Regions from separate parts of the Mus musculus genome. Here all the other regions are linked to region 1. Evidence: chromatin loops called from intact Hi-C (ENCODE). Cell type or tissue: gastrocnemius. All regions are shown on one strand. Links, peaks and the distances in the headings refer to the core of each region. The heading gives the core; the rest is flanking DNA.

Evidence for each region. Hi-C counts contacts between places; a loop is a spot of excess contacts. Peaks named below come from ENCODE experiments on the same cell type or tissue, not always from the same donor. Only the 100,000 strongest peaks of a DNase experiment are listed, where the experiment ranks them.
Region 2: it touches region 1 in a loop (2.4-fold over the local background); 15 of 42 quality-filtered maps call a loop at or near these places.
Region 3: a loop joins it to region 1, with 2.2 times the contacts of the local background. A loop is called at or near these places in 14 of 42 quality-filtered maps.

What each region holds. Positions count from the first base shown.
Region 1 is chr4:33,014,511-33,024,846 of GRCm38, forward strand. Rragd (Ras-related GTP binding D) reads left to right here. Exons shown (of 7, transcript NM_027491.2): 7 at 4,137-7,670. The coding sequence ends at 4,288. Among named protein-coding and RNA genes, the nearest start is that of 4933421O10Rik, 12 kb to the right of the region's middle. In gastrocnemius, for the core only: a CTCF peak has its summit at 4,070 (motif pointing left); a DNase peak (open chromatin) is centred at 4,066; H3K27ac peaks cover 1,785 bases.
Region 2 is chr4:32,750,912-32,761,247 of GRCm38, forward strand. Mdn1 (midasin AAA ATPase 1) reads left to right here. Exons shown (of 102, transcript NM_001081392.1): 81 at 2-157; 82 at 316-482; 83 at 1,120-1,281; 84 at 3,519-3,656; 85 at 5,466-5,604; 86 at 6,826-6,995; 87 at 7,445-7,588; 88 at 8,139-8,286; 89 at 9,709-10,031; 90 at 10,299-10,336. Among named protein-coding and RNA genes, the nearest start is that of Lyrm2, 44 kb to the right of the region's middle. In gastrocnemius, for the core only: no CTCF peak of the experiment used is centred there; no DNase peak of the experiment used is centred there.
Region 3 is chr4:32,738,937-32,749,272 of GRCm38, forward strand. Mdn1 (midasin AAA ATPase 1) reads left to right here. Exons shown (of 102, transcript NM_001081392.1): 65 at 1-240; 66 at 808-1,043; 67 at 1,443-1,538; 68 at 2,070-2,164; 69 at 2,387-2,508; 70 at 2,840-2,986; 71 at 3,520-3,629; 72 at 4,170-4,243; 73 at 4,706-4,904; 74 at 5,606-5,768; 75 at 6,646-6,792; 76 at 7,505-7,631; 77 at 8,908-9,013; 78 at 9,639-9,754. Among named protein-coding and RNA genes, the nearest start is that of Lyrm2, 56 kb to the right of the region's middle. In gastrocnemius, for the core only: a CTCF peak has its summit at 6,667; no DNase peak of the experiment used is centred there.

The DNA of each region.
Region 1 (10,336 bases), core at 1-8,000:
AGGGTTGCTGTATAATAATAAAAAGTTTATATCTAAGTCTTAAGTTACTTTGCTACTGTAAGTGACCTGCCTTCTGTGTTCCTCTGAGACCAGAAACTGCTCTCTCTTGGCACCTAGCACCTCATTCTAAAACAGCAAAGTAAAGTACCCTTTGTTCTATCTCAGCAGGAATTGCATGGCTCCAACTTTCAGCCTGCCACTTGAAGTCACAGGAAGAAAAAGGAACACTTTGAAAAGTGAATTTAGTGTTCATTTCTAAGTTGGAAAAAGTTTCCTATGAAAGCTCTCTAAGAAAAAGGGGAAAAGCAGAAAGATCCTAAGCGGGGCAAGGGAAATACAGGCTACTCTATCTTTCAGAATACATGATCATATGGTAAAAAGTTCATCACAAGTTTACACATAAATTCAAATCACAAATCAAATGAGTTTACAGCAGAGAATGTTTACCTGCATATCCATTAGGAGTAATTATCTGGCTAACCATTCATCACCTGTCACAGCTCCACAGGGTCATGGAGAGTTAAAAAACCATAACTAAGTTATTAGTGAGTTTTGTATAGATAAACTCAGTCAATATTTTATCTTCTGCTCTAGCACCTATAATAAACCATAGTTCCCTTTTTATGACCTATGGTGAATGATTTTAAAAACTTTTGGAATGGGCTCTGAGTAGTAGAAGCAATTAACTGGTGACAGAGACTACCAGAGTTCTCATTGCAGTTTTGACTATCAGAAAGGAACTAATAGCAGTCCCACTATAAAAGAGCTTAATAAATACTGATATGATTTTAGGAATTCTTATAGGATCATCATTAAGAATTAAGAATTCATCTATTTGTCTACATAGCATCACTAAGAGACAGTACATCTTCGTAGTTCTGCAGAGATGTGTTCAAAAGGGTGGGCTAATACCTAGTTATTGTTATGTGTGTTTAATAACAGGAAAAGCATATTAATAGCAGGAATCTTTCCTAAAATGGTTTTCTCCTGGGCCTTGCTTATGAGAGCAAGCCTGTCATGAATTATTTATTAATCCAAAGCAGTCTCATCTCAGGAAGTTATTAGCTTGTTCTATGATGGCTCCTGACAGATGCTATATTCTCGTAGTATATGTGGGTATATGCATGTGCTATATATACTAGCATGCTGTATATAGTATTTACATGTGGTAGGTGTAATATATGTATGTGCTACATGGTATATTAGTGTGTTGTATGTGGTGTATTTGCGTTATACTTGCTGTGGTATTTGCATGTTAGGTGTGGTGTATTAGTGTGTTGTATGTGGCATATCAGAGTGTTATATATGCTATATGCATGTGTTATATGAGTGCCTTTGTGTGGATGCATAAGAGCAGATAGAGCCCAGATGTCTTTAGCATTTTGTGCCTTGTTTCCTTGAGACAGAGTTCCTCACTAAAACTGGAGCTCACCATTTTTGGCTAAGCTGGCTGACTGACCAGCAAACTGTCCCCAGCCCCCACTGCCCCAGAAGCAATAGTAGAATGCCTCAGCTCAAAAGGGTAGGCATATTTTGGTGGCTTCCAGTGAATGGTAACAAAGTATCTTTCAGACTTTATGGTTAATATGCCCATTTTGCTGTAATCTCTCTCTCTCTTTTTAAAAAGAATTATTTTTTATATGATCACACTGTAGCTGTCTTCAGAAGAGGGCATCAGATCCCATTACAGATGGTTGTGAGCCACCATGTAGTTGCTGGGAATTGAACTCAGGACCTCTGGAAGAACAGTCAGTGTTTTTAGCCACTGAACTATCTCTCCAGCCCCGCCTCTTTTTTTCTTTTTCTTTCTTTATTCCTTTTTTCTTTTTCTTTTCTTTTTTTGCTATATTCTTATCAATATTGAATTTTACTGTTTTAAAAAGTTAGTTTTCATTTAAATTTGCATTTCTAGCCTCCTTGTGAGTCTGCATTTTCTGATGACTAAACTGACTTCTGTATCACTTGTCCTCAAAACCTTTAGGAGTGTTCATCTTTCATCCATTATTTCCATCTTCTTGAATGAAAGGGACAATTGTGGGCTTCCTTTGGGAAGATAGACAGCAGGGCTGGGCCAGTACACAGTTGTAGAGGCTTGCCTCTCATGCATTATGCCGCAGGTTCAATCCCCAGTACTGAGCATCCCCTGTCAACAAAGGAAGGCAAACAGGGCTGTATTTTGTTTTATTCTCTCATTATACAGATGATTTTACTCAGACCTGAAAAATATAAGTTCCTTTGTCACAAACTGACAGCACTAGTTCAGGTAGGGGTAAAGATGTCTAGCTAGGGACCAGGGGAGGTTGTCCAGTGCCAAGCAGTCAGCCCTGAATATGTGCATACAGGTAGCATTATATGGACTGGGCAGGCCATGTTTAGGAACATATGCATATATACATGGAATAAGAATTAGTAAAAAAAAAGAGCCATGGATTGGACGGAGATTGGGGAGGGGTGTGGAGGGAGGAAAGGGAGGGAGCGATGTAACTAAATTGTGATCTACAGATGGCTACTGAGGCTCCTCTCTGTAGAGCTCAGTGTGTATGCACGCATTCACATTATTAATCCTTCCCACATTTTTTTTGTTGGTTGGTATTTCCTGTAGATTTTTGGAAGTGAAGGAGAACAAGGGCCACACAGATTTGCATCCTCAGTTGGCAGCAGGGTCTAACGTTTAGGATCATCAGAGCTAATCTAGGGAACTTGTTTATTTTGAACGAATTTTACAATCACCTGGAAAAAAGTTGCTAAAATAGTAAATAATCCCCAAGTGTCCACCCAGTTTCCCTTTGCATTCGGTCTGAGACGTCTGGGTGGAATGAACTTGTGCACACTGGAAAGAGTCCTACATAGAAACGCCACCTTGTCCTCCCAGCTCAGACCCTGAGTGCTGTGTCTGTTTCCAAGGGAAGCTTAGCCTCCCTTCATTAAAAGCCTCCCTTCATTAAAGCACTGCTAGGTTTTCCACTACAGAGTTTCTAAAATTAAATGCTCCGCACAAATCTGGTTGCTTCTTTGACCTTTAGTATTAATTTTAACATCTGACTGTGTGGAACTAAGTTTAGGTAGAAACTGATCATGTAGATCTTTGGTTAAGTTTTTCCTGAAACACACTCTCAGATGACAGGCGGGTTTTGTAGAATATAGTAGTAAGTGAACTAGTTGTTGAGTTTAATTTGGTGCTATGACTAAGAAATGTGGCGAAGTGGGCACATTTTAAAGTTTCATCTTGTGTTTCTGTTGTTGTTTTGTTGTCTCTGTGTGTGTGTGTGTTTTGTTGTTGTTGAATGCTTTTTTGAGACAGCGTTTCTCTGGATAGCCTTGGCTGTAGACCAGGCTGGCCTCAAAGATCTGCCTGCCTCAGCCTTCCCAGTGCTGGGATTAAAGGCATGTGCCACCAACATCTAATCCCTCAGTTCATGTTTAATGTGTGTTCATGTTTTTGGATGTCTTTCTGTTTTTTTCTACCTTATTTATTTAATTATTTTTGAGGCAGGGTCTCACTACCTAGCCTTGAACTCCTATCTAGATTCTGGGGAATTTAGGTTGTCAGGCTTATGAAGACAGCCCTTTTTTGGGTGTGTGTGTCAGGATGGAATTTAGGTCATCAGACTTCCATAGCAGACACACCAGCTGAGCCATCTTGACAGTTCTTGGTTTATCATAAATTACCATTAGCCTTTAATCTGAATAATTAAGTAAGTGCATTTCAGTGGTTTTTCAGATCATTTTGAGCCATGGATCATTTTGAGAAACCCTGTCTCAAAACCAACCAAACAACTAACCAAACAAATGCCCCCCAAAACAAAACAGGAATTTTGTAGGAAATACTATTACCAAGCTTACCCACACATTTGTGCCCTATGGCAATGCCTTCTGACTCGCCCAATCTTTATGAAACTCTTTACCTCAACACACCTTTGCAGTCACCTTGTGCAGATGGGTGATTTCTTTTTGGAAATACTCTGGAAGTTTCTGGAACACTCTACAGGGCACACCTACCTCACATGACTATCTGCTATCCCTGCAGCCTGGGCCTGTTAGGTGCTGGTTGGTCCTTTGCTGCCCCCTACTGGTGATGGATGCTGCGAACGACAGAGATTGTTTCTTGCATTAAGAGCCTTTGTCTTCCTCTGCAGGGCTGATTGACTATAATTTCCACTGCTTCCGGAAGGCCATCCATGAAGTCTTCGAGGTGAGGATGAAGATGGTGAAATCTCGAAAGGCCCAGAGTCGGCTACCCAAGAAGACAGGAGCTACTCCCAATGGGACCCCTAGAGTGCTGCTGTAGGGGAACTGTCAGGAGCCTGAGTCCAGACCTCAGTGAGGAGGCTGTTAAACTATACTGCACTACAGGAGGGCTGGGGCCCTGACTCGTATGTGTTAAGGGAAAAAAAAAAACCTTACTCTTTAAAATAAAATGAGCACTTTGAAGCAAAAACCTGTACAATAACAGTGAGAGCCACTGTACTGTCACTACGTAAGTGTAAACTTTTATGTTGATAGAAAACCCCCTGTGAGGACTGCCAGGAACTGTACATATTTTGCATATTTTCATGTTTTTTTTCCTCATTGAGGTGAACTTTGATAAGATGACTTTTCTAAACTCTTTTCTGTACTTGATGACAAGGACACGCATACTCTACAGTCCATATGGCAATCGGAAATTGATCCATTATATTGCTAGAGACTTTTTTTGTAAATTTGGGACTCTTTGCTGCCAGTTGTCAAAGGGGAAATCGTTTTTCAGTGGAGCAGCAACAGGTCAGGGCTGGAAGCTCCAGGCCAGAGCAATAAGAACGTCTCTATTTATAGGAAGTGTAATAGGAATGTTGTAGCTGGACAGTGGTGGTGCATGCCTTTAATCCCAGCAGATGGATCTCTGTGAGTTTGAGGTCAGCCTGATCGACAGAGTGAGTTCCAGGACAGCGAGGGCTACACAGAGAAACCCTGTCTCAAAACCAACCAAACAAATGCCCCCCCCAAAACAAAACAGGAATTTTGTAGGAAATACTATTACCAAGCTTACCCACACATTTGTGCCCTATGGCATTGCCTTCCGACTCGCCCAGTCTTTATGAAACTCTTTACCTCAACACACCTTTGCAGTCACCTTGTGCAGACGGGTGATTTCTTTTTGGTGCAGTATCTTGTGAACCTTTGGGACCAGATTTCTAAAATGATGCCAACCAGTGTAGAGAAATATGGATGTCGTCTGAGGAGATTGGAACAGATAGCATTGATTTGTGTGGGGGGGAAACCGTAGAAGCAATACTGTACCTGCCGAGGGGTCTAAAACACACAAGCCAAGAGGGTTCCCAGATGTAGGCAGAGGTCACTCAGATAAGAGATGCACGTGTGCTTGTGTGTGTTCACCTCCTGGGAATGGTGTGTTGATGCGCTATGTTCAGAGACCTTGTTCAGGACCAGGTTTTAATGCTCCATGACCACAGGAGTTTAGTCCTTGGTGGCTCCATTTGTTACCTGACTCGTTCTTTCATCTGTAACAACATACCTCATGTCCTTTGCCTGTTCCTACCAAGATCAGCTTGCCACCAGCTTGCTCTGCAAGACAGAAGACACAGAAAGCCTGTGGCCGGTGGGAAAAAAAGGAGGCCTAGAGACGTATGTTAGTCAGTTAACTATGTGTGTGCTTTTATAGATAGGTAGGGAACTAAGAGTCCTAAATCTAGCCCTATTTCAAACCATTCTAAGGGTTAGTACTGTCAGGCGTGCATGGCATTAGCAAAGGTTCTTTTTAAAGCAGAGTCCCTTAGGGATGTCAAAGCTGGTTCTAGCTTTGTGTCTAAAGCAGCTTGCTCCTGAAGCTCACTTCTTTTACGCATCTTCTTCCCATCTTCTTGCTTCCTTTTCCCCAAATTCTTTATTATTTGAGACAGCGTATCTCTATGTAGCCCTGGCTGTCCTGGAACTCACTATGTAGACCGGACTGTCCTTGAACTCAGAGATTCACCTGCCTCTGCTTCCCCAAGTGATCAAAGGTGAACACCACCATGTCTGGCCAGGTCTTACACTTTTGGAGCTGGTAACTAAAACTGGAGACGATGATTGAAATGTAAGATTGAGCCTCCCAGTAGTCTGCACATTATTAAGGAGATTTCTAGTCATCATGGAACCATGGCTCCTTCCTTATGATTTCTATGAAGAGACTTGAATGAGATGGTAGGAGCCTGGAGTTCTAATCTTCAGGACTATTCCCCGACGGCCTCTGCCAACAGAGTGGATGGTGGTTGGCCACTTTTAAGAGTCTAACACCACTGTGCACCCACACAAAGACACTAGAGAGTGAGAAAAAGCATAGTTTTCTCTTTTTGAGTGGGGCTCAGAGGTAACTCAGGCTGGCCTCAGACTTGCCAGGTAGCTAAGGATGCTCTCCAGTTTCTGACCGCTCAGCCTCGACTTTCCCTAAGTGCTAGGATTATAGGAATGCAACACCGTGCTTGGCTTGAACAGTGCTGAGAACTGGACCCAGAGCTTTGTGCATGTGAAGGCAAGCACTCTACCAATCTAGTATCCCCAGCATCCTTTCTTAATAGTTTTTTTTTTTTTTTAAACAAAGAATTTCTCTTTGAATAGACAAAGAATTAAGTTTTTAATAAGACTGTAGTTTCAAAATAAGACACTTGCCTGTCTGGTAAATCACATAAAATTAGCATGTCTAAGTGGCGCTTCCATTTTTAAGCTGGTTATATCATGAGTTTTTGTTGTTGAAATGTGCCTTAAAAGCCTATCACTTCAAGAGCATGTGATTCTTTGAGGGATAGGCAGGAACACTCCTGTGACATAGGGCCCATGTTCCTGATCATAAATGCACTCTTTAGTTACAACACTGATTCCTGCCTCGAGCCTGGTGTGACACTGACCTCTTGAAGATGTCTGAATGTGACTAGAATTGCGAAATGTCCTCACATTTGTTTTGTATTTTATCTTAGATTTGGGGGGTTAGCTTACTGCACTGTAGATCTGTGTCTATGCTCAAATGGGACTATAAACTGAAAGGTCAAACTCCTAACTACGGTGGCTTCAGTAGAACATGTGTTTGGTTTTAGGAATTGAGAACTTGAAGATGTGTAGAGCAGGCAGACTTTTGCTCTCTGAGTCAAGTACAGCTTCTATGTAAGAGTTGTGCCGAATTACTTGTCATAATGGAGGTTAGTGTGAGTGACCTGTACAGAGTGCTTTTGAAGGAGTAGAAATAAAAGCTGATTAATAGATACCACGTGTTATTTTGTGAACATAATATATTTTGGATCATTAAATAGAAAATGGCTAAATATCACAGCAGTACTATTAAGTATGGGTTATTTGTCAACTGAGTCTGAAACAGAATTTATCAAATCAATGGAACTGTCATGATTGACGTATGGTATGCACTCAACAAACACAGGCTGGGTGTAGTTTGTAATCAAGCACACTGTTTTGCTGTTGCTAGGACTTCATTTGTAACACAGTCTTCAGGGATGTTAACTGCCAACTTGAAAGCATGTTTGTGTGCCGATGGCTTGACGTACCCCGTACCCATAGCTTAGTTTTCTGGGAGCAGAATGGTCTCTTGTTGAAATTCAAGATGATGTTTACTATATACATATATATACATCACTGTTTTATTGGTTATGTTAGGTTCATTTAATAAAAAGAAGTTTTAAAAATAACCTCTTGAAGTGGGGTCTCTTAATGGCATTCCAGGCTGATCTTGGATTTCTGGGCTCAACAGATCTTCCTGCCTCAGCCTGTCTTCAGTTGGGCCACAAGCTGGTACAACCACCCTTGACTGTTTAGCCAAATCTCTCAATTACGCAGTTCTAGTTTTATGCAAATGAAGATAAATCAGTATGTAAACTGAATTTACCCTCTTTTGAGATGTGGTCTCAGTATATAGCCCTGGCTGGCCTTGGAACTATATAGACCAGGCTCTCCTCAAACTCCAGAGGCCTGCTTGCCTCTGCCTTCTGAATTGTAGAACTAAAGGTGTGTGCCATCATGCCTATTTTTTTCCTTCTTCTTTAAAAGTCCTATTTTCCTTTGGTGTCAGTAAAGTCTAGGACCTTCCCACATACATTGGGCAAGTGCTTCAGCCTCTTTGAGCCCTTAGAACACAACGCAGGTGCTGATTCTGGACATAGCCCTTTAATGAGCCCCCCGCCCCCCCTTAAAGCAGTGCAGTGAAGGGGCTCACCTGGAGAGATCAGCCCTGAATGTCTGTTCATCTAGTGAGAAAGGGACTTGCCTGGGGCACGTGTGTAAGGAACAATCAGCAACCCACAAAGTACTGCCCGATTTCATTGTTCTGGCCCTAAGCATCACCTAGGACGTTTAATACGACAGATTCCCATCCCTAACTCATGCTTCCTGAATCAAAGTCTGGGAAGTCGGCTAGGAATCTGTATTTTAAATGTTCTTGGGAGACCTTGTTTCCCTGGGAGTTGTTACAAAGCTAGGGAAGGGAGATTGTTTTGCACAAGGATTGTAATCACCCAGGGAAGCATTCTTGAGTCCTCTATATAATAATATATGCATATACATATATTCAAGTGTTTATACAACTTGATTATGAGCTTTGAAACATTATTATTAAACTCAAGTTCTACGGAATCTGAAGCTCTCTCCCGGCCTCCATAACTCCTGTATGTTTTGACCTTCCTTCCTCCATGCATGCAGAAATCTCAAAAACAAAACCAGAAATCTATATTACTTAAAGTACCATTTAATGTACACTGCCACACATGTAAATGATGAAATGTCCATTTGAATGATCAATTTATATGTTTAGATCTTTGCATTTATATAACAAATTACATACCTGTCTAAATAAATTGTCTCTTCACACGAGTCCATTGAACTCTTCAATGTACCTAGTGCCTTCAGCAGCAGCAGCACGTTTTGAATATCCTAACAGTTCTCTTGGTGGGTAAGATGGAACTCACTTTGAATTGGGTAGGTCAGCGTCAGTGGAGGTTTAACTGAGTCGAAAGACCAGCCTGCTTATTTGAGACATGCAGTTTCGAGCTTGTGTTTTCCCCTCAGCCAGTGTGCCACCATGCTTGTCTTAGGATCTGGTTCTCTCTTGTTTTTACTAGTGCCAGGATCTACCCCAGGATGCTGCTACGCTAGCTAGGCAAGTGTCCCATCATTAAGTGACCTTCAGCCCAGGAGACTGTTTGTATTTTCTCCAACATCCTAGTGATCTTCACAAATAAGTTCTAACGTTTTTACTCACTGATTACTCAAGAGGTTTCTAAAGATTGTGTGTTTTCCGAGGCCACGCCTTCAGCAATGATTAACCAAACCATCTTCGCCTCTCTGCACCCATTGGTGGAGATGGGTGACTTTTATAACAGAAATTTCCTACCATTTCAGGATTTTAAAAGACACCTTGTTTCCCTGAATGGTATTTTATTAAAAAACAACAGATTGAGAGATCAAAACTTCTACTTCCTACTCGCTCACATATAGCATATACTGTTTACAACCATCTACACCTCAACTCGACCTCAAGCCTCTGGGGAGGTAAAATGGGTGCCAGGATTTCCTCCCAGGGCAGTAGAAGGCAGGTGGATTGTGCCACCTCTGGGGTGGTGAGTGCTAAGTGAGCCGTGGAGAAGGCAGGATGCTCAGAAGCCCAGGATATTCGCTTTGCCAATATTGTAAATCTTTCGAGGAAAAGCCAGTGTGCTAAAGGACCTGGTAATTGTAGACCAGAATACCAGGGGCACAGAATTGGGCTCACAAGTTTCATAACTCCTGTATGTGCTGACCTTCATCTGCAGAGTGAAGAATGAGACGTGTATGAACTATTTTGTGGCTGCTACAGTGAAAATTAAAAATTTGCTTAAAAGTATCGAACGCCGTTATAGCCTGTTACTTTACAGTTTGCTGATGATTCGGAACCAACACAACCATGAAGAAGGGGCAGCAGTGGTTTAAGTATTTAAGTCAGTGTGAAGACTGAGCAGCAGTCAGTCAGCAGCTGGCTAGCATCACTCAGCGGCTGCGTAGCTGGGACCAGGGGAGTAAGATTGGAGTGACGGGCCCATGCAGAGTGGAAGAGGGACCCTGTAGGAGAAGCTCCTTCAGAATGCAGAGGACACAGAAGCAGCCCAGCTGTCCGCAAGCACATCTGGACGCTTTTCCCCGTCACAAAGGACAGTTTTATCTCAGCTGCAGGTGTTTCCTTTAGAGCCAAGTTTAGAAGATGAGAACTTGCTTGCCAAGCCCATCCCGTGGTCCATCTGAACTGAGAGAAAGGACGGTATAGATTATAATCTTTGTTTTTTGTTTTCATTCTTTACATGCTTTTATTTTTTTAATTAAGTATTTT
Region 2 (10,336 bases), core at 18-8,017, 260 kb before region 1:
GGAAACCAGATGGTGGAAGAAAGCTTTGTTGAAGACTTTTCAGAGCAAGTAGAAACTGCCATCCGGGCCATTCTCTGCACCATCCAGAACTTGGCAGAAAGAAACAATAAGAAAGCAGAAGACAGTGCTGTTGACAAGAGACTGCAAGAAGAGGATGGTATGTCTGAAAGTTGTGCAGAAATAACCTCAGTAGTTCTAACTTTTATAATTAAGTTAGGCTCTGGCTAACTAAAGACAGAGTTAGATACAGGCTGCATGAGGAGAGATCTGAGAAGTTAGTTTTGCTGCTTGTGTGTTTAGGGGGAAAAGAAGAAGAGGCAAGTTTTAAGAGCCTGCAGCCAGGACATCTAACAAAGCTCTTAGAGGACGACTTCTGGGCGAGTGTGAGCACTTTACACGTCCAGAAAATCATTTCTTCTGTCTCCGAGCTGTTGGAGAGGCTCAAGTCCTGCAGTGAGGATGGCAACACAACCAAGCACAAGGTAACCAGAGGTTCTTGGCAGAATGTCCTTCACCTCACTCCAAGTGAGGAGAGGGGACCCCCTAGCAGACCCAGTGCCTGCTAGCTCACTGGATTTGCTTTAGTCATTGATAAGCTCTGAAAAGACAGAACATTTGCTCTCGATAGGTGCAAAAGAGCTGGCCATCCAGAACACCTACTGTGTTGGACTCAGTTCGCACCCCATCCCATGCTCCTGGGTGTGAGCTCTATCAGTAAGAAGCGGTAGTCACACTGACTAGCCCAGAGAAGCGGCTCATTTTATTTCATTGCATCTAGTCCCAACTTTGGTATATTGGTAGAATTTACTTATAAATAGTTCTTTTTTTAAAAAAATGGTAGACTGAAGAGATAGCTAAGCAGTTAAGAGTAATAGTAATAATGCAAGATATCATAGTTCAGACTTGGGAGGCTGAAGCAAGAGAATCACCATTAGTCTAAGGCCAACCAGAGCTCCTTGGTGAGCTTCAGGACAGCCTGAGCTACACAGTAACATACAGCCTCAGAAGAGGTGGTGGTGGCCGTGGCGGTGGCAGCGGTAGCAGATCTAGTTCTAAAGCATCTCGTCTCTCCAAAGGGAGGGCCTCTTAAGCACAGTGATTGGCATTTGTTTGTCTCAGGTCTTCAGCCAGTCCTGTGGCTTGCTAGTGCGCCTGATACCCATCCTGTGTGGCTTCTCAGACCTTGTCCTCTTCTTCCTGACCGTATCGCTGGCCACTCACCGGAGCACGGCAAAGCTGCTCTCTGTGCTTGCCCAGACCTTTACAGAGCTCTCCCAGAAGGTAAGGACTGTCAGTGTGGAATGCCATGGAACCGCACACAGACATTTCACTTCTTCCAGGGCTTGCTGGGCTTTTATGATAGACTCAGAAATAGCAGCAGGTGCTCTGTCCCTTGTGGGTTTAGGGCTTGTTCTAGAACCTGATTGCCAAACAGGTTTCCAGTAAGATCTTAAAGCTAGCAAATCCCATCTTGACCAAAGGGACAATCTAAAGGCTGCTGCCTTCTCTTAAATTAGCCTTTCTCCCTGTCTTCTTGAACTCTCAGATTATGATTAAATGATAAAAGGGCTGCTGGTGCTAAAGAGGAAAAAGTTGTTCTTTCATTAAGGTACATATGCTGCTGTGGAAAGCAGCATGCCTGTAGCTTGTGGACCCGCCTTTGCTTCAGAGTTGGTGAACTCTAGCAGACGTGGTGCAGTGTAGAAAGTACAGATCTTGGACTCAAGTTGGACACTGTCCCAACTTGAGTCCCAGACTCTACTTCTGATATTTTTACAAGCAACACCATCACATGACTTTAAAAGGTTTTCTTTGATTTCTTCCTTAGTATTCTGAGATCTTTTTCAACTAAGTACAATATAAATGACGTAGAAAACAGAATAGGAGTCTGGACTTGTAAACACTTAAACATTTTTAGTCTCTAAAGTCCTAAACTTAGAGAGTGGGAAGCTATCCCGAGGTCTCAGATCCAGAAGATAAGTGTGTGTGTCTTTTGAGTGATGGCTTGGTCTTCAGGTTTGCCCATCTTCTTTCTTGATACTTCTTGAAGAAAACTGTGCAAAGGATAACGAAAACATAAGGTACAGTGGTAGAGGTGCCGTCTCTGTGTCTGCTAACGGGCCTTGGCCTGAGCTCCATAGTGGCATGGCAGCATGGTGGCTGTCCACATTAGAGCTACCTAGTGGTGTGTTCTGCAAAGGGAATCCCACTCCTATGTGGACACATTCATCTGCCTATAGCTGAACACCTCTTAAAATAACAAGTCTGACAGGTGAAAGGACTTGCCACCAAGCCTGACAGCCTAATTTTAAGTCTTGAAACCCATGTGGTTGAAGAGGGAAACCAACTCACATTTCCCCACTCATGCATCATGACATATACACAACTACCTTCATACACACACACACACACACACACACACAGAAATAAATGAATGTTAGAAAATAATGATAGTGTAGTTAAGTAGGAAAATACTTAAGCATTTCCAGCTAGCTTTCTAAAACTGTACACACCTTGAAAGTGAGTGCCGGGAGCTGGAGAGATGGCTCAGCGGTTAAGAGCACCAACTGCTCTTCCGGACGTCCTGAGTTCAAATCCCAGCAACCACATGGTGGCTCACTACCATCTGTAATGAGATCGGATGCCCTCATCTGGTACATCTGAAGACAGCTACAGTGTCCTCGCATATAATAAATAAATCTTTAAAAAAAAAAAAAAAAAGAAAGTGAGTGCCGAGTGTCTGAATCATCCAGCCTTTCTGAATGGTGCTGACCTTTGGTGTGGATGTGACACAGGACTTCAGTAGTAGGTTTAGATTTTAATGAAAGCACTGAGTTTAGGTGCTGGAGAAATAGATCAGCTGTTAAGAGCACTGGCTACTCTTCCAGAGGTCTTCCAGAGTTCAATTCTCAGCAACCACATGGTAGCTCGCAACCGTCTGTAATGGGTTCCAATGCCCAATTCTGATGTGAATAAAGACAGCTACAGTGAATTCATATCCATAAAATAAGCAAATAAATATTTTTTTAAGCACTGAGTTTCTAGGAAGTGGCTTCATTGTAGCACAGTCATGGTGGTGGTGTTCTTGGGCCTCTCCTCTGATAATTAGTAACTTCAGTTTTTAGTACATTTTTATCCTTGGCCTGACCGATAGCATGTTTTCTGTTAAATACAATTTCTTATTAAGAGGCGTTACTCTCAGTGTTTGTTTTCAAGCTTCTTTCCAGAGGAATCAGTTTTGTTACTTGTGACTGTGACTGAGCCTGTCTCTGTTCATAGATGTGCTCAGCCCTCTCCAGAGTAACCATTCTACCTATCCTGATGCTATATTTCATTCAGGTTTTTGTCTTGGCAATGTAGCATAACTGTGTACCAGATGTCTACAAAGTTAGAGTCTTACTTAAAATCTCAAAACTGTGAAACTGCATGATCCCTGCCAGTTCTGAGAGGGAAAAGAATGTCAAAAATCTGCTGCATTTCCAGCCAGATTATAACATTTGCTAACTCTTTCCCCCAAGGGGTTTTGTTTACCTAAAGAATTGATGGAAGATTCCGCAGGAGAGGGAGCAACGCAGTTCCATGACTACGAGGGAGGTGGGATCGGAGATGGCGAGGGCATGAAGGATGTGAGTGACCGGATAGAAAATGAGGAACAGGTACGTTCGCACAGCTTATGTAAGCTGACTCTTGAGTGTTTAATCAAACTTGTTAGTACGCCAACAGCATCATACTGATCTGTGTAGGTCTTTAGATTAAAACCTAACTCCAGGACCTTTGCAGCTCAGCCATTTGTTACGATAATAGTCTTGGAAGGATTGACCTTTCCAGTTTGATTTTTTTTTTTTTTTAAAGATTTATTTATTTTATTTTATTATATGTGAGTACACTGTAGCTGTCTTAAGTCACTCCAGAAGAGGGCATCAGATCTTGTTATGGATGGTTGTGAGCTAACATGTGGTTGCTGGGATTTGAGCTCAAGACCTTTGGAAGAGCAGTCGGTGCTCTTAACCGCTGAGCCATCTCACCAGCCCCCTCCAGTTTGATTTTAAATGGGGACTTGCTGATGATTTCTGAAGAGTATTTTGATATGATAATTGTTTGATTTTGTTTTGTTTAAGTTTACATTATTTTGTGCAGGAATGGGATAAGGCATACACATATAATAAGTCAGGAGACAAATTGTGGAGTGTTTTTTGGTCTGTGTACCTGTCTATAAACAAACAAAAAGTTAATACCAATCGAAGTTTATTTTTCTTGGAAGGGAAAACTAGAAAGAAATTTTTAAAAATGATGCTGGTGTTTATGTGTTAATTTTATACTTTTTATTATTTCAAATTTTCTATATTTCTCTAGTATACACAGTCATAGAGTATTTCTCTAAATTAAAATAATTTAAGATTTTAAATTATGGGAAAATAGAAAAGTACAGTCCATTACAAACATAAAGTAGATAAAATATTACTAAGATTCACTAAATTTTGGCTTATGTAGATATTTTTAAAGATTTTTTTTCTTTATATATATGGAAGTTTTGTCTCATATGTCTGTGCACAGTGCCCTCAGTTGTAAGCTGTCATTTTAGAACTGGCAATCAAACCCAGGTTCTCTAGGAAGCAGCCAGTTCTCTTTACCTGTTAGGCCATCTCTCTCCCCAAGTGCACTGTTGTTCTCATGATCAAAGTGACAAAAAACAAAGGGAAAAGATTCAAGATAGTAAGAAAGATAGTAAGACTGCTATGTGGGGGAGTGCTGAGTTAGCATGCTCTGAGGTAGCCCAGGCCAACCTCTAATTAGAAATCGTCCTGAGTTCTGTGATAATGGGTGCATACTACCACACCTTGTTGGATGTATGTTTGTTTGTTTGTTTTTGTTTTTCTTTTTGCAACAAAGTTTCTTTATTGTAGCCTTGGCTGGACTGGATTCTTACTTTATAGACCAGGCTAGCTTCAAACTCAGTACAGTTCCCTATGTAACTCTGTCTTGGAAAGTGCTGTGATTAAAGACATACATCATCTCTCCTGGCAAGAATTCCTTTTTTTTTTTTTCTTTCTTTTTTTTTTCGAGACAGGGTTTCTCTGTATAGCCCTGGCTATCCTGGAACTCATTTTGTAGGCCAGGCTGGCCTCAAACTCAGAAATCCCCCTGCCTCTGCCTCCCAAGTGCTGGAATTAAAGGTGTGCGCCACCACTGCCCAGCGAATTCCATATTCTTTACACATATCTCTGAAATGCTAATTTGAAGTTTTGGTTGGTTGGTTGTTTTATGATGGTGGTAGTGTTTTTACAATTCTCATGAAAAAAGCCAAATAAAATTCTATATTTTCTGATCAGAAAATCAAAAAAATAAAATAAATTTACTCCAGAAATGTGAAGCAAACCTTCATAAATTACTGCATGTGGTCATCTTATATAATTGAAGCATAGACGAAGCAGTGTTCACCTGTGCTCTCACATCTTTTCCCAAAGGTAGAAGATACATTTCAGAAGGGTCAAGAGAAGGACGAGGAAGACCTTGACTCAAAACCTGATACTAAAGGCGAGGATAACGCCATTGAGATGTCAGAAGACTTTGATGGGAAAATGCATGATGGCGAGCTTGAACAAGGTCCAACATTGTCATCTCATTCTGCTTTCTAGATACTAAATATTGTACAGAAACTTGTAGGGCCTCAGTAAGGAGCTGTTGTGTTATGTGCACCAAGCTGCTTGCTCACTGAGCGGCCACCGTGTGTGCCCACCGTGACTGTCGTTTCTAGGGCAGTGATTGACGAGTTCAGTGGGTCTCCTTTGAGTGAGCCACAGCCTTGATTTTGTTGGATGAAGTGGCTCAGTGGTCTGCATAGAAACCCAAAAGATGACCACTGACAGCTTGGCTTCATGTTTGTTTGTAGAGGTTTGTTTTTTTTTTTGTTTTTTTTTTTTTAATGGTTGGCTTATTTTATGAATTTTTCCTTAATTGCAAAACCATCATGGAGCGGGGAAAGCTGTGAGTAAAGTACCTGCCTTGGAAGCAGGAAGACCTGGGTTCAAATGAGCATCGAGAACCCCAGCTGTCCTAGCCACAGACTCCAGAAGCTGCCAGGCCAACTAGACTTATGCAGTACAAAAAATAGACCCTGCCTCGGGAAGGGAAAAACAAACTGACACCCGTGGTTTCCTCACCACACCTACACACAAGTAATAAAGTAAAAAATATATATATTTCTTACTAAACTGTAAGAACAAAACAAATCTGTGGCATACAGGCACCCATATAGACCATACTCAGTTCCGTAGTTCACATGCCTCATTATAAGCATATGACAGCATTATTTTTATAGCACTCCGGCGTGTTGTGCTATAATTCAGCACTTACTCTAGTTACTGGCAAAACAAAAACTTTTAACTTGAAATACAGTGTTTTAAGCAAAGGTCTTACATAAATGAGTGCTAATTTACAGTATAAGAAATGTATAGATTTTTTTTTTTGCCAGTGAAGCATAAGACTAAAGGTGAAGGAAAGAAGGTTTGCATTAATTTACATCTGATGCATAGTGAAGTATTTGAGAAAAGACTGAGGAATACAGTCGTCTTGTCACTTCATAGATCTGAGTTGCAACTGAGCCAAGTGTGGTGCTAGTGTCTCCCCAGCTTAGTCACACCTGCAAGTCCTTTCCCTTCAAATGATTTGCAAAGCCTGGAAGAAATCCTTGGCATCTGCCCACAGTGTTCTGTAGAAACAGGCCTGGATCCTGATGACACTTTCTGGGAAGAGTCTTTGCCTTCACACATGCAGGCCTGGATTGGTGGGTGTCTGCCTAACTAAGTGTAGCTTGCTCCCTTTCAGAAGAGGATGATGAGAAGTCTGACAGTGAGGATGGAGACCTGGATAAGCAGATGGGCAATCTCAATGGCGAGGAAGCTGACAAACTAGATGAGAGGCTTTGGGGAGATGATGAGGAAGAAGATGAAGACGGTGACGGTAGAGCTGAAGAGACAGGACCAGGGGTGGATGAGGTAATTAAGAGCCCCGATCTGAGTTCCCAGGCCTTGATTGAGGAGCTGTTCCTTCAGGCCGCTGTCTCCTATGTTTCCTTGTCTTTGTTTTCTTCTCTTCTCTCTGCTTTCTCTCTTCCCTCATATTGAAGAGCGTACAGCAGCGTGACCTAAGTGCTCCCGTGAGTTGCTGTGTTGTGGAGGAGGGAACATCCATGCCAAGCCTATTCTGCCCATGCAGCCGCATCCCCGGCTCTGGCTGAGACTGGCAGGAAAGACAGGCATGCGGAAGTAGAGAGTGGTGTCTGTCCCTGCTGCTCTTGGGACAGACCGAGGTGGTGACCGCCACATCAGAAATAGTAGCACCTGTCTGCCCTGTACCACTTGGGCCTGTCAGCAGAAGCCTTCTGTACCTGAGGGCTAGAAAACTAGCTCCTGGATGAATTTTCTTTATTTCTTGATTCATTTAGGAAGATTCTGAACTTGTTGCTAAAGATGACAGCTTGGATGCTGGAAATTTGAACAAAAATAAAAAACATCAAGATGAGAAGGAAGACTCAGAACCTGAAGATGTTGAACAGGGCCAAGAGAAAATTAATGAACAAATTGATGAGGTAATGAACAAATTGATGAGGTAATGAACCGCATGTCAGGAGGTGTCCTGACGAAGGCCACAGTCCTCTGAGTGTCTTAAGACACTTGTTTCTCCTTCTGACAAATACGTCAGTTCCTTTCATGTAGTTCCTAGAAGAGTGCGTCAAAGCCAGGCATGGTAGAATGAGCTGTTGTAATCTTAGCATTCAAGATGCTGAGGCAGGAGGGTAATGAGTTCCCATCCAACCACAGTTGGGGAGTGGCCTCACAACGTGTAATTAATGTATCTTAACTGTTGGTTTCTGCTAATGTGCTGTTTGGCTTCACTATGTCTTAGAAGCTAAGATCTGTGGTCCTTTATATTTCTTTTCATAAGTTTTGGGTTTTAACATTAAGTAATAAAGGGCCTATTACCCTGAAAGTCTATACAGAAAATAAAATTTGAAGTTCTAACATGAAAGACTGAAAAATACTATTAAGTCACTAAAATGAGATCGTAATATTAAAGAAATCATAGCCTTTGGTTTTATAACATTTTTGTTCCCCTGTTCTCTCGTTGTTATCCCAAAGAGGGAATATGATGAGAATGAGGTAGACCCTTATCATGGCAATCAAGAAAAGCTTCCAGAACCTGAGGCCTTGGACCTTCCAGATGACTTGAAACTTGACAGTGAGGACAAAAGTGGTGGTGAGGACACAGACAATGAGGAAGCAGAAGGTATGTCTTTCCAGATGCCCATAGCTAGAGGTCATTGGCAATGGGCAGTAGTGATTTCTTCATGGCCAATGACATGACAAAGCCAGAGGTACCGCTTTGCTAGATCCATTCCAGTTTGAGTAAACCTCCAACACGTAGGCCAGCATACCTCTCTTCTGTTGTCACTTCCCATCCTGCAGTTTGCTGGCCAAGGATTGGTGATGTTTAATTATGTATACCTCTTTCTCCAAAGCCATACCATGTTCCCACCTAGCGGGCTAATGTGGGCACCAGTCAGTCTTGACTGTCAGGGCTCTCACACAGCTCTTCTAGAGAAATAATGGCTAGTCATGATAATGGAGAATGAGAGCAAAGAATCCCAAGAAAGTCACACATACTGTGACAGTAACCTAGAGCCTCTGCTACCCATTTCATCCCTAGGGATTCCTCTATGGATAATAGCAAACTCTAATTGAAGAGCCTGAGGCTGATCAACCTCACAGGAAGATGCTAGATAGATAGCTTCATGATTTGACTGAGTTACATACTTATGAAAGCTGATTTTAATTATGTATAATTTTTAGATATATGTTGAGACAAATAAGTTACAAAAAATTATCTAAGACCATTTATATAATAATCTTAATTTTGGAGTCTGACTTTAATCATAGTTTCAGCAACCAAGCATGCATAAAATTTAAGATTAAAAATGCTAAGAGTAAAAAAAAAGGGGGGGAGGTTGGTGAGATGGCTCAGTGGTTAAGAGCACCGACTGCTCTTCTGAAGGTCCTGAGTTCAAATCCCAGTAACCACATGGTGGCTCACAACCATCTGTAAGATCTAACACCACTCTTCCGGAGTGTCTGAAGACAGCTACAGTGTACTCACATATAATAAATAAATCTTTAAAAAAAAAATGCTAAGAGTATATATGTTATCTTTCTTAAAATACCATTTTGTTTAGGCTCATTTAGATTAGTATGTATGAACCAAAGAATAATTACGTTACTGGCTAATAGCTTTCTGAAATGTCCAAAGTATAGGGATACTCTTCTATAAGTAAAATTTGGAGCCTAGTGAAGATAACTCAGTCACTGGAGTGCTTGTTCTGTAAGCATGAGAACCTGAGCATCCATGTGTATCTGGCTGCATCTGTCCCTGTACCACATGCATGCCTGAATAAAATATTTATGTAGGGCTGGAGAGATGGCTCAGTGGTTAAGAGCACCATCTGCTCTTCCAAAGGTCCTGAGTTCAAATCCCAGCAACCACATGGTGGCTCACAACCATCCGTAATGAGATCTATGCCCTCTTCTGGTGTGTCTGAAGACGGCTACAGTGCACTTAGATATAATAATAAATAAATCTTTTTTAAAAAAAATAATGCTTATATAGCACCTTCCAGACTAAGAAATCAAGAGTTTTAAAAATTGTTTTGATCAGAAGAGAATCCTTTGGAGATCAAAGAAAAAACGGTAGATATGGAAGAAACAGACCATGAAATTGAAGAGCCCGGAGCTGGTCAGGATGAAGGTGAAAGTCCACATGAGCCTGAGGAAGGCCCCAGTGAAGACAAGGAGAATATGGATATGGATACAGGAGCTGATGATCAAGACAGAGATACATCCAGCCATGCAGAAGAGCATTCCCTGGAGGAGGAGGCGGAGGAGGAGGAGGAGAAGGGGGAGAAGGAGGAAGACAAGGCCACCACTGATGGAGGTGGAGAAAGTGGTGTCAACCCTGTTGACCAAGGTCTTCAGCCCCAGGTATTACGGGGTGTAGAGCTTTTCTTGTATTAAAAACAATAAGAAAAATACTTCATGCCAGCAGAATCTTTTGTAAGATATTTCTTTACTACTACAGAGTTTTATGTTTTACTTGAAAACCCTCTCCTAACCGTTAGTCTGCTCCATGCAGAGTCCCTCTTCAACCCCCTTCACCCCTTGTCAATGAGTGGCGTGGGCACCTTCTTCCTGCTAGGCACCTTTGTGTTCATCCCTCACAGCATGTTTGTTTGTTCTATGCAGAAGGAGGAAGAGGAGGAAGGGGAGCAGTCTGATGCTGAAGAGCA
Region 3 (10,336 bases), core at 1,940-9,939, 270 kb before region 1:
AAGAGAAAAAGAAAGTTTCAGATGGAAGAGAAGAGGAAGCAGCCCCAGACCCAACTTTGCTGTGCCAGAGTTCAATGCAGGCGGTGATGCTGATCCACCAGCAGTTGTGCCTCAGCTTTGCACGCTCCCTGTGGTACCAACAGGCTGTGCCACCACATGAAGCAAAGCACTACCTCAGCCTGTTCCTTTCTTGCTATCAGACTGGAGCATCTCTGGTGACACACTTCTACCCTCTGATGGGTATGGAAGTTCTCGATAATACTCTGGGGAGGTCAAAATGAGATGATACTGCTATTCTGGAACAATTAAAATAACGAAATTCCCAATTTCCTTTAGTTCCTAATTTCCATAGCTTGAAAATTGAAGACATTGATTAAAAGGTCTGCGGTAATGCAAATTTTCATTAGCTTCCTATGAGAAAGGATGTAGACTTGGTGTCTGTGGTCGTTTCCTTGAATTGTTTCCACTTTCCCTATTCATGCTTCCTAACAGGTTCATGGGGGGTGTTGATGAGGGTTCCTTTATTTTTTATGGTGCTAGGCGTACAGACGTCATGTCTCACATACCAAGATACGTTCCTTGCCTCTAACTTAATATTTCTTTTAAACCACTCAGCACTTCTGAGACTCATAGAATCTGACTCACAGATTCTGGTTAATACCAGTTGGTTGCATGAAGTTTCCCACATGGTCTTATCAATTACACCATTGGAAAGAGGCTTTAGTCAAAACTAGCTCATTGTTTCTTTGTAACTTACTATTAAACGGTCTTTCTGAGTTCACCATTTTACCACAATTTTGTTCACAGGAGTCGAGCTGAATGACCAGCTCTTGGGAAGTCAGCTGTTGGCTTGTACACTCTCCTCTAACACACTCTGTGGGGAAGCTACCTCAGACCTGATGATGAGGCCTGACGGGCCCTATGATTTCTACCAGCACCCCAATGTGGCAGAGGCACGGCAGTGCCAACCTGTGCTTCAAGGCTTCTCAGAAGCTGTCAGTCAGCTGCTCCAGGACTGGCCAGAGCACCCTGTACTTCAACAGGTAGTATAGCCAACTAGGAAGGAGGGAACTGCCCAAGGATGCATGTTTCCTCAGAGGGTGTTCTCTCAGACTGTCTCCAGGCATATTGACTTGCACATCTATACATAGAAGCAAAGGCTTACCTCTCACGCAGTGAGGTTTTCCTCACGTGCAGGTTGAACATGCCAGTTTTAGCAAATTTTATGGTAACTCAATATACAGAACAATATCCAATTTCCAGGATAAAGCAACTTACAGAACGTTTCCTCACTCTGGTCCTACGACCCATAAGCTGTCTACTGTCTTCCGCAGGTGTTTGTAGGTGTTTTAGAGTAAAACTTGTTAGGACTCTATACTGTCAGTTACTGATAAATCTACTGAAATACCCACTCTTTTTTTTTTTTTTTTTTTTTTTTTAAGCTACTGGTTGTAATGGACAGAATTCGTGGTTTCCCGCTTTCCAGTCCCATCTCCAAATTCCTGAATGGCTTAGAGATCCTTCTAGCAAAGGCACAGGTAAGATGATTCCTGCTTTTCCTTGTTTAGTTCTTGTCATGTGGACAAGATTTCTCTATCGATATCCACATTATAACAGAAAGGTACAATTTGGTTTAAAGTCAGCTTTAAGATTCTTGCTTGGTCTTTCTGAGCTGGGGTGCGGGCAGTGCTAGTGAGCTGCTGGTGGTAGAGTGAACTGCTTGGAGGGCGGGGCCTCATGGCCAGGACCCCAGGAGCTCACTATGCTCTCTGCCCACACACCTCCATGTTGTCTGCTGTCTGTCCTCCTACTTAACAGGAAGGAGTCAACTGAATTTGTTCAAGAATAAAGGGCCAGCAGCAGGAATCATGACAGTCACAAACTCTGTGCTTTTTTCCCCCTGTCTCTAACTTTGGCTCTGCTGGTGTTGTATCACATAACCATTTGTTGTCATTGATAAAGTTCTTATGGGACCAGTAGTCTTCTCTAAGGAAAGTCTAGATGTTACTGAGGGAGAGGAAGTGACTGGGTGTTGGATGATAGTGACAAATGGGTCTTTGTTTCTTTAGGATTGGGAGGAGAATGCAAGTCGAGTACTGTCTCTCCGGAAACATCTTGATCTAGTCAGTCAGATGATCATTCGGTGGCGTAAGCTGGAGCTGAAGTAAGTGCCCTCTCTCTCCTGCCTGCCTGCCCGCCCCTGTAAGAGGGTAGCTACAGCATGTGCTTTAACTGTGGACTTGAAAGTAAGCACTAAACAGGCTCTACAGTATCAATTAAATAGTTTAGACACTCTGAGGCAGCAAGTCAGTTGTGAAACTGATTTCAAATGGATTTACCTAAATGCCTCTACTGCTTCTTTTTTTTTTTTTTTTTTTATGGTCAGCTGCTGGTCAATGAGTTTGGATAATACCATGATACGCCATACTGAGAAATCTACCAAACACTGGTTTTCCATCTATCAGATGTTGGAGAAGCACATGCAGGAACGCACAGAGGAGCAGGAAGGTAAGGCAGGTGACTTGTTGCAGGGTCTAGAGAACCAGCCATGTCATAAAGTTCTGCCATTCTGCGTACCCAGGAACTAACTAAGTGGGTGTTGTCTCGGGGTCAGTGATGCTTTATATCAAAGCTGCCTCGTAATAATAGGAGTGCATTTAACACAGAACTTACAGGTTTTATGTGGAAGTCGTCCCTCTAAACATAATTTTTGCTTCAGTTTGATGTGGTACCTACCTACTGAGCCGCCTTTCATTGATGTTTGGTACCCTGTGTGCATTTTAGCGATAGGAAGGATGGTTGAAATTGCATGTGTGGTTTGTTCTTTGTATCTCTAAAGATGACAAGCAGATGACTCTGATGTTGCTGGTTAGCACACTACAAGCATTTATTGAAGGATCTTCGCTGGGAGAATTCCATGTGCGACTCCAGATGTTGCTGGTTTTCCATTGTCATGTCTTACTGATGCCGCAAGTAGAAGGAAAAGGTGAGGAATTGTTCCTCATTTATAATGCACTATTTGTTTATTTGGAGACACTGCCTCACTGTGAAGCTATGACTTGCCAGGAGCTTGCTGCATGATAAAGATAAGCTCCATGTCAAACTGTTACCAGTTTCAGTCCCAGTGGGTTTGGAATTGAGTCATTACTATAAACTATGTGTATAGTATACATAAATGAGCAGTTGAGGTGAACATTTTAACATGCCATTTTTCTAATAAAAGCATAGTGTCTGTTGATTTTATGAGTTTTTGACAAAGAGTTTGAAGGATTGCTCTAAAGAGATTCTTGGTATATCATCTGCAAGATAAGAAATGGCAGTAAATCTGCTAGAAGCTGAAATGAAATGGGGCAACTTTGACAGCCTGCATTTTTGAGGAGTGCTAAGCTCAGACAGGTTTTTAACAAACCTGACTGGAATGTGCCATATTTTATGGAATGGGTAGTAAGGAAGGCTCAGGCTAGCATAGAAGCACATACAGTGGATGTAGCATGTTGGTTTCTTTCTCATTTCTTCCAGATTCACTCTGCAGTGTTCTGTGGAATTTGTACCATTTTTACAAGCAATTTCTTGACCCGGTCAAAGCTAAAATTATGGAACTTCGCTCCCCCATAGAAAAAGAGCTTAAAGTAAGATGAATAGTTGTCGTAATTACCCTTTAAAGAACAAAATCAGCCTATTCTTTTTCTTTAGTTCTGTTCTTTGATCCTTCTAATAGTGAGGTAAGAGACCAGGGGGAGGCTATAGAAGTTTATTGGAGAACCATAGGAAAGGCTGTGCTCTGTCTGTCTTTCCTGTGTTCTTTGTCTACTTCAGAAGTGTGCCATGATATGGGGCATGAGCCAGGGAGGGAATGTCTTAGGGCAGGGAGAGTCCTCTGTTTAATACTTTAGTGATAAGAACTTTAGAGTTGAAGAACCAACACCGATGTCATGAACATGACTAACTTTGGTTTTGAAGCTGAAGTCCTTATCAAATGAGTTATTCACCCTTTCTGATTGATTTGAGGTACATAATATAGTTTCCCTTTTATTCTTGTACATATTCCCTGATATGTGGTCCTGTATTTGGGGATGGATGTCCTTGGATCTTTAACAAGTAGATAATATAGGAACAAAAAGGGATACAAGCTTTGTGAAGCCATTTCCTGAACTTCCTTTATCTTCCAGGAATTTGTGAAGATATCAAAGTGGAATGATGTCAGCTTCTGGTCCATTAAACAATCTGTGGAAAAGACACATAGGTAATCTGTCTAATAAGACTGGTAGTAACCTTTAAAAACCGCATTTGAATGGTAGGCTGCAAGACTACTTTGTTTCCATGGCCAGACCTATACTGTTCTCATGCTACCACAAAGAAATTCTCCTTTCAGGGAAAATATATGCCTTGGGCAGAGTATCCCTTGTGCCCGCCTGGGGGCTTGTCTTCTACCTCCCACTACCTGTTTACCTTGAGCAAAGCAACCCTATTGTGTGTGGCTGGCTACAGTTTTCTCTTGTACAAAAGGTGGGGTGACAGTGTTTGGCATATCTTTTTCTCCTAAAGATCCAAAGTGATTGTGGGTACCTAAAGAGATCAGTGTAGCTATAGCTATAAAAGATAAAGGCGTGTGTCTGTGTGTTCACGTGTGCCCAGATTATAATTTCTTCAAGTTCTGTCACAGTGATGTGTTTTTAACCTTACACTTGTTACTTCATGAGATCAGGACCCTCTTTAAATTCATGAAGAAATTTGAAGCTGTGCTGAGTGAACCCTGTCAGTCATGTCTGGTAGAGAGCGACAAGGAAGAGCAGCCTGACTGTTTGCCAAAGCCGACAGAGGAAGCTACAATGGAGACATCGCCCATTCAGGGTCTCAACAATGCACTGAGGGAGACCCTGTTAGCACAACCAGTAGAATGGAAGGTACTAGCTTGTGGGGTGTTGTGTATTTAATCCCAAGCCACTCGAGCCGGATATATCAGATTAAGGCATGAACGAGGAACTAGCTAAGGAATGTGTTCCCCTTATTTGGATCTGGGTAGAATTTGGTTGGTTGTCTCACTGTGCTACAGAATTAGGCAGAAACCATGGCCTTGGGACAGCCAGGTGGCTCGCAGGTAAACTGATTGCCTGTGTACTCCTGGTGACTTGACTTTGAAATCTGGAACACCACATGAAGGGTGAAAGGAGAGAATCACCTGGAGTCTTACTGTTCATTCTGTGTTGATGGCCAGTCACGTACAAAGAAGGAATTTGAGTTTCTCGGTCTTCTGAGTGCTGGATTAAAGGCCTGTGCCATCATGCCATAATTTGGGTTTCTGAACATCTATGTGTGTGTGTGTGTGTGTGTATGTGTGCGCGCACGCTTGTTTCTACTCCTGGGATGGTTATGATGATGATGGTGTGTGTGTGTGTGTGTGTGTGTGTGTGTGTGTGTGTGTGTGTGTGTGTGTGTGCGCGCGAGCGCTTGTTTCTACTCCTGGGATGGTTATGATGATGGTTTTATATTTGTTCTGTGGGGAAGGAGGGAGATGGAAGTAGAAGTTGATTTAAATTTAGTGTCCGTTGAATTAAAAGTGTTACTCAGATTCTTGGCAGTACAATTAACCTGTACTGTCTCAAAGCCTTCAGGTACAGAACAGTGCCAGGATGCCAGTCCTTTGTCTGTGGAGGGAGAGCTTCTGCGTCGTTTGCCACGACTCTCAAAACGAATGAGGAAAATGTGCCTGGTATTTATGAAGGAGAGTCCCTTGCCTCACCTAGTGGAAAGTCTTGACCAGTTCACTGGTGAGTGTTAACAGCAAGGGTAAAAGTGGAACTCGCTTTGTCCCCTATGCAAGTGGCCTGTGATGGCTGGGAATGTGGGACCTGTGTCATTTTTGACATCCTGTACAGTATTTGACAAGTATGCTAACAATAGAAGCCCTAAGACTAAGGCCTGCTAAGGACAGTGCCGTAAGTTCATCCCTCTGTCCTCATGAGTACTCTGCCCTTTGGTCTTGGTTGGTTTGTTGTCTTTCTCTGTTGTCCAGGTTGGTCTCAAACTATGAGATTTCAGTGACTTCCTGCCTCAGCATTTACATGCAAGTTCCAGGGGATCCAGCTCCTTCCTCTGGCCTTCAGGAACCAGACACAGATGTTCACAGACGTGTGCAGGCAAACACACACATAAGTTAAAAATAAATCCTTTAAAACAAAAGTTAATTGGAGGCTAGGTATAGTGAGGCACATTCAGGAATCAGAACTAGTTGATTCTTTGAGTTTAAGGCCAGCTACCAAAGCGGGGGGGAAAAGGTTTGAACTGGAACTGCATATAATGCTTCTGAAGTTAGAGGGATCAAAAGAGAATCAGCAAATGCTGGCTGTAGGGAAGGAACAGAATACAGTTAGCAGAAATTCCCCTCAGGTGGTTAAAATTCATGCTATATATAATAAACCACACGGCTGGTACTCATTCAGTAGGTTTTTGTTAGGTTTGGTTTATTTTGAAAAGCTCATGAAGCTAAGAGATACTTCCCTTTCCCATTTCCATGCATTTTACAAGTGTAGCTCAAGCACAGTTCATGGAACTTGGTCAGATAGGAGGGACTGTTCAAGTGAACAACAGCATGGAGCAATGTGCACGCAGCAGGAAGGCCTTTGGATTTTATTTTTTTCCCTATAGGTGGCGTGATTTCATCTGTAAGTGAGCTGCAGAGCTTAAAGGTGGATCCCTCTGCTGAGAAAGAGAAGCAGCACTCAGAAGCCAAACACATACTCCTGCAGAAACACCGCGCTTTATCAGACCTCTTTAAGCACCTGGCCAACATTGGTAAGGGTTGCTCCCGAAACACTATAAAATACAATTAAATTTTTTTTCTAAGTTTTAATACGTGTATGTTCACATGTGATATGTGAGGGTGCTCATGGAAGCCGGGAATGAAAGTCTCTTCCCCTAGAATTGGAGTTACAGGCAGTGTGGACTGCTATAGAGAGTGCTAGAAACCAAACTGAGAGACATCGGGAGGGGTAGCACGTGCTATAGCCACTAAGCCAGTATCTCCATCTTGGTAGCATAAGTGGCTTGTGGCAGAGTACTAGGGTTGTGAAATGTCATTCTAAGACTGCAGACACATGTAGGAAAATCCTACAGTGAGCTACTGACTGTACAGCAAACTACAAAGAACTTTTCAGGATTTGTGGTGAGGTATCTCAGAATTGATACTCTCTGCTTTCAGCAGTATTGAGTCCTGCTATCATAGAACCACATCAGGGTCACTTTGAATCATGTTGAGATTCAGGGACTGACCCTGCTATATATAGTTGGTGCATTTCTTCATTGCTGCATAGTTCAGGCTGGCCTCACACTCAAGACCCTTCTTGACCTCCCGAGTGTTTAGTATAGGCGTGAACTGTCTTCCCTAGCTACCTAAGCCCGTATTTCTGACAGGTTTCTGGAGCTATATGTCACAAACTTTACTTTGACTAGGAAGGGTGTTGGGGCATAGCTTTTTCTTTGCTTTAATGAATGCTGTTGATTTCAGGTCTATCATATCGAAAAGGTCTTGCCTGGGCCCGTTCAAAAAGTCCTCAGGAGTTACTCCACCTTCACCCGTTAGATCTCCGGAGCGCATTGTCCATAGTCAGCAGCACTCGGGAGGCCGATTCTAGGTTGGTTGGCTTTTGAATTGTACATTGAGGAAGTCGCTAAACTTACAAAAGAATTAGAGATTACAAAAAGATCTGGCTGGCACTTAATATACTAAATATTCGTTTTCTTCTACCTTTCTTTCCCGTGTTTGCTACCCTGCTCTGTTGGTTCGTGGTGCTAAGTGTATGTTCTTCACTGCTGACTAGCAACTTCCCCTGTGCCTTCTTGCTCTGCTCCTTTGGCTCCCTGAGCTCTGCTTACTTGACTTGAACTTACAGCTGGGAATCAATCTCTGGATCTCTCACTCTCTCTCTCAGTTTTTCAAGACAGAAATTCTCTCTGTAGCTCTGGTTTATCCTGGCTCTTATTCTGTAGACCAGGCTCTCTGTCTCCCAAGTGATGGGATTAAATGTGTGCCCCACCACTGGGAATCTTTTTATGCCCATATTTCTTTGCTGTCTCTCATATGTGTAAGTTCTATTAAAAAAACAACCCTCAATTTGAGAATTGATTACCTGTGAGACAGAGCGCTGCCTTTACTCTGATCTAGGATTTGTTGTAATGCTCATTACTTTGTGGGATTTTAAATTTGAGTCAAAACAGCATTGTAAATGGGGAAATTACGGGCTGGTGAGATGGCTCAGTGGGTAAGAGCACCCGACTGCTCTTCCAAAGGTCAGGAGTTCAAATCCCAGCAACCACATGGTGGCTCACAACCATCCGTAACAAGATCTGACTCCCTCTTCTGGAGTGTCTGAAGACAGCTACAGTGTACTTACATATAATAAATAAATAAATCTAAAAAAAAAAAAAATGGGGAAATTACATAGCACATTTCTAGTTTTTGAGGACAACTTGCCAAATGGGCTTGTGTTTTCATTTGGGCTCCGTGAGGCTGGGATTGGGTTGTGCCGTCTAAAAAGACACATGCTTTCCTGTTTACTTTTATCAGCTTAGCACCTGTGTGGCCCTGTGTTAAGCTGTCTGTGCCTTTTGCCATTTTGTGCATGCATGTTCCTCGTTTACACCACAATTAGCCCCTGTTCACATGAGTGTTATAAGCTATACCTTCCACCACTAAATTAATTTATAAAGGGTTCACTGGAGAAAACAGACCATTGCTACTGCTTATATACTGGTAATGCTTCCAATGCTAAGTATCCCGCTCAGATAGACCAATTTCAGTGGTTGATTCTGGGTTACACCTAAATATTCTCAGAAATCTTGAGACCTTGGGGTCTTCAGAGGGTAGTTGTTGTGGTTTTAATACAATAAGTTGCCTGATTTCTTTCCTAGGCTCCTCACAGAAATTTCATCTTTGTGGGATGGGTGCCAGAAGTACTTTTATCGCTCTCTTGCACGGCACACCAGGCTTACTGCAGCACTAGCAACTCCTGTCAAGGTAGACCGGCATGGGCTGGGGAAAGCATCTGTGTGTTCATCCATGCATCGTCCTTACCAGGCACTGACAGACTTGTTAAGGCGAAGTCAGTATGAGTCAGTGTGGATCCTAGAACATCTTAGACGTTCCATTGCATTTGCTAAGAGGCTCACTTTACTCTTGTGAGTTGAGAACCAGACCATCCATGTCCATTGTTTTGGTCTTGTACCTCGTTCTTCCTCATGGATGTCAGTGATCTCCAAAAGCTAGTCTGAGCGCCAGAGCCTGAGAGCATGCACACACTGCCGCTCACCCTCACTGGATATGATAATAACCTCTGTTTCAAGAAATAGCTTTTGGGCCTGGAGAGATGGTTCAGTGGTTATGAGCAGTTGCTGAACTTGCAAACAACCCAGGTTCAGTTCCCAGAGCTGCCTCCTTACTGTCTGTAGCTCCAGTTTCTCAAGGGCACCAGACACGTATGTGATGTACGTACATACATGCAGCAAAACACTTAAACACATAAAATAATTTTTATTTTGTTTTCTAAAGAAATAGTTTCCTGGTGGAGCTTCTGGTGCGTGTGTCAGGAGGGCAGGGGCTGTCCCCAATGCCTTCAGCATGCGCTTTCTCTTCTTCCTGCCAGGAAGTCAGCATGGGTACCATTGAGAGATGCAAAGGGTTCTCAGCCCACTTGATGAAGCTGCTCATCCGACAGCGTCACTCTCTGACCACACTGACTGAGCAGTGGATCATCCTCAGGTATGCTCTGGCAAGGAGGTTTGGTTGCAGCAATTAGGGAGATCTGTGCTGATCAGCTCAGAGTTGCTTGACATGCCGAGATGGATACCTTCCACTCCATTAAGTGAATTTGAGCCCAAAAAGGCAGCTAGAGTTTCTTTTGGCCCCATTGCTTCCTTTTGATGGCAGGCCTTTGGCATTACTGGCAAAAACAGTCTGTGGACTGAGTTCAGGGCTAGGCCAAAACAATAAAAAGAGTTGTGTAAAGTGAGTCTGAAACAAGAACTTTACTGTCATAGGCTGGTAGTCAGGGCTGTGTTCTTGGTTGGGGGCGCTCCCTGAACTTTGGGACTGGAGTTGAGTCGGCTTCTGTCAGACTTTTAGATTTCCCCAGAGCAGTTTGCTCCTCAGTAGAGAGAGATAGTTAAGAGATGGGGGAGAGTTAGGAAGGCTGTTAGCATCTGTTGAGTAGATTCTTGGCTTGTATTCAGTTTGGCTTCTATTTCTGCTCAGCTCATTGGGGTTCATTTAGCAGAGAAGTACATTTGCAAGGTAGTAAGAGTTGAGGTCACTGCAGTGCTGTGACTGCTTGCTGTCTGGCAG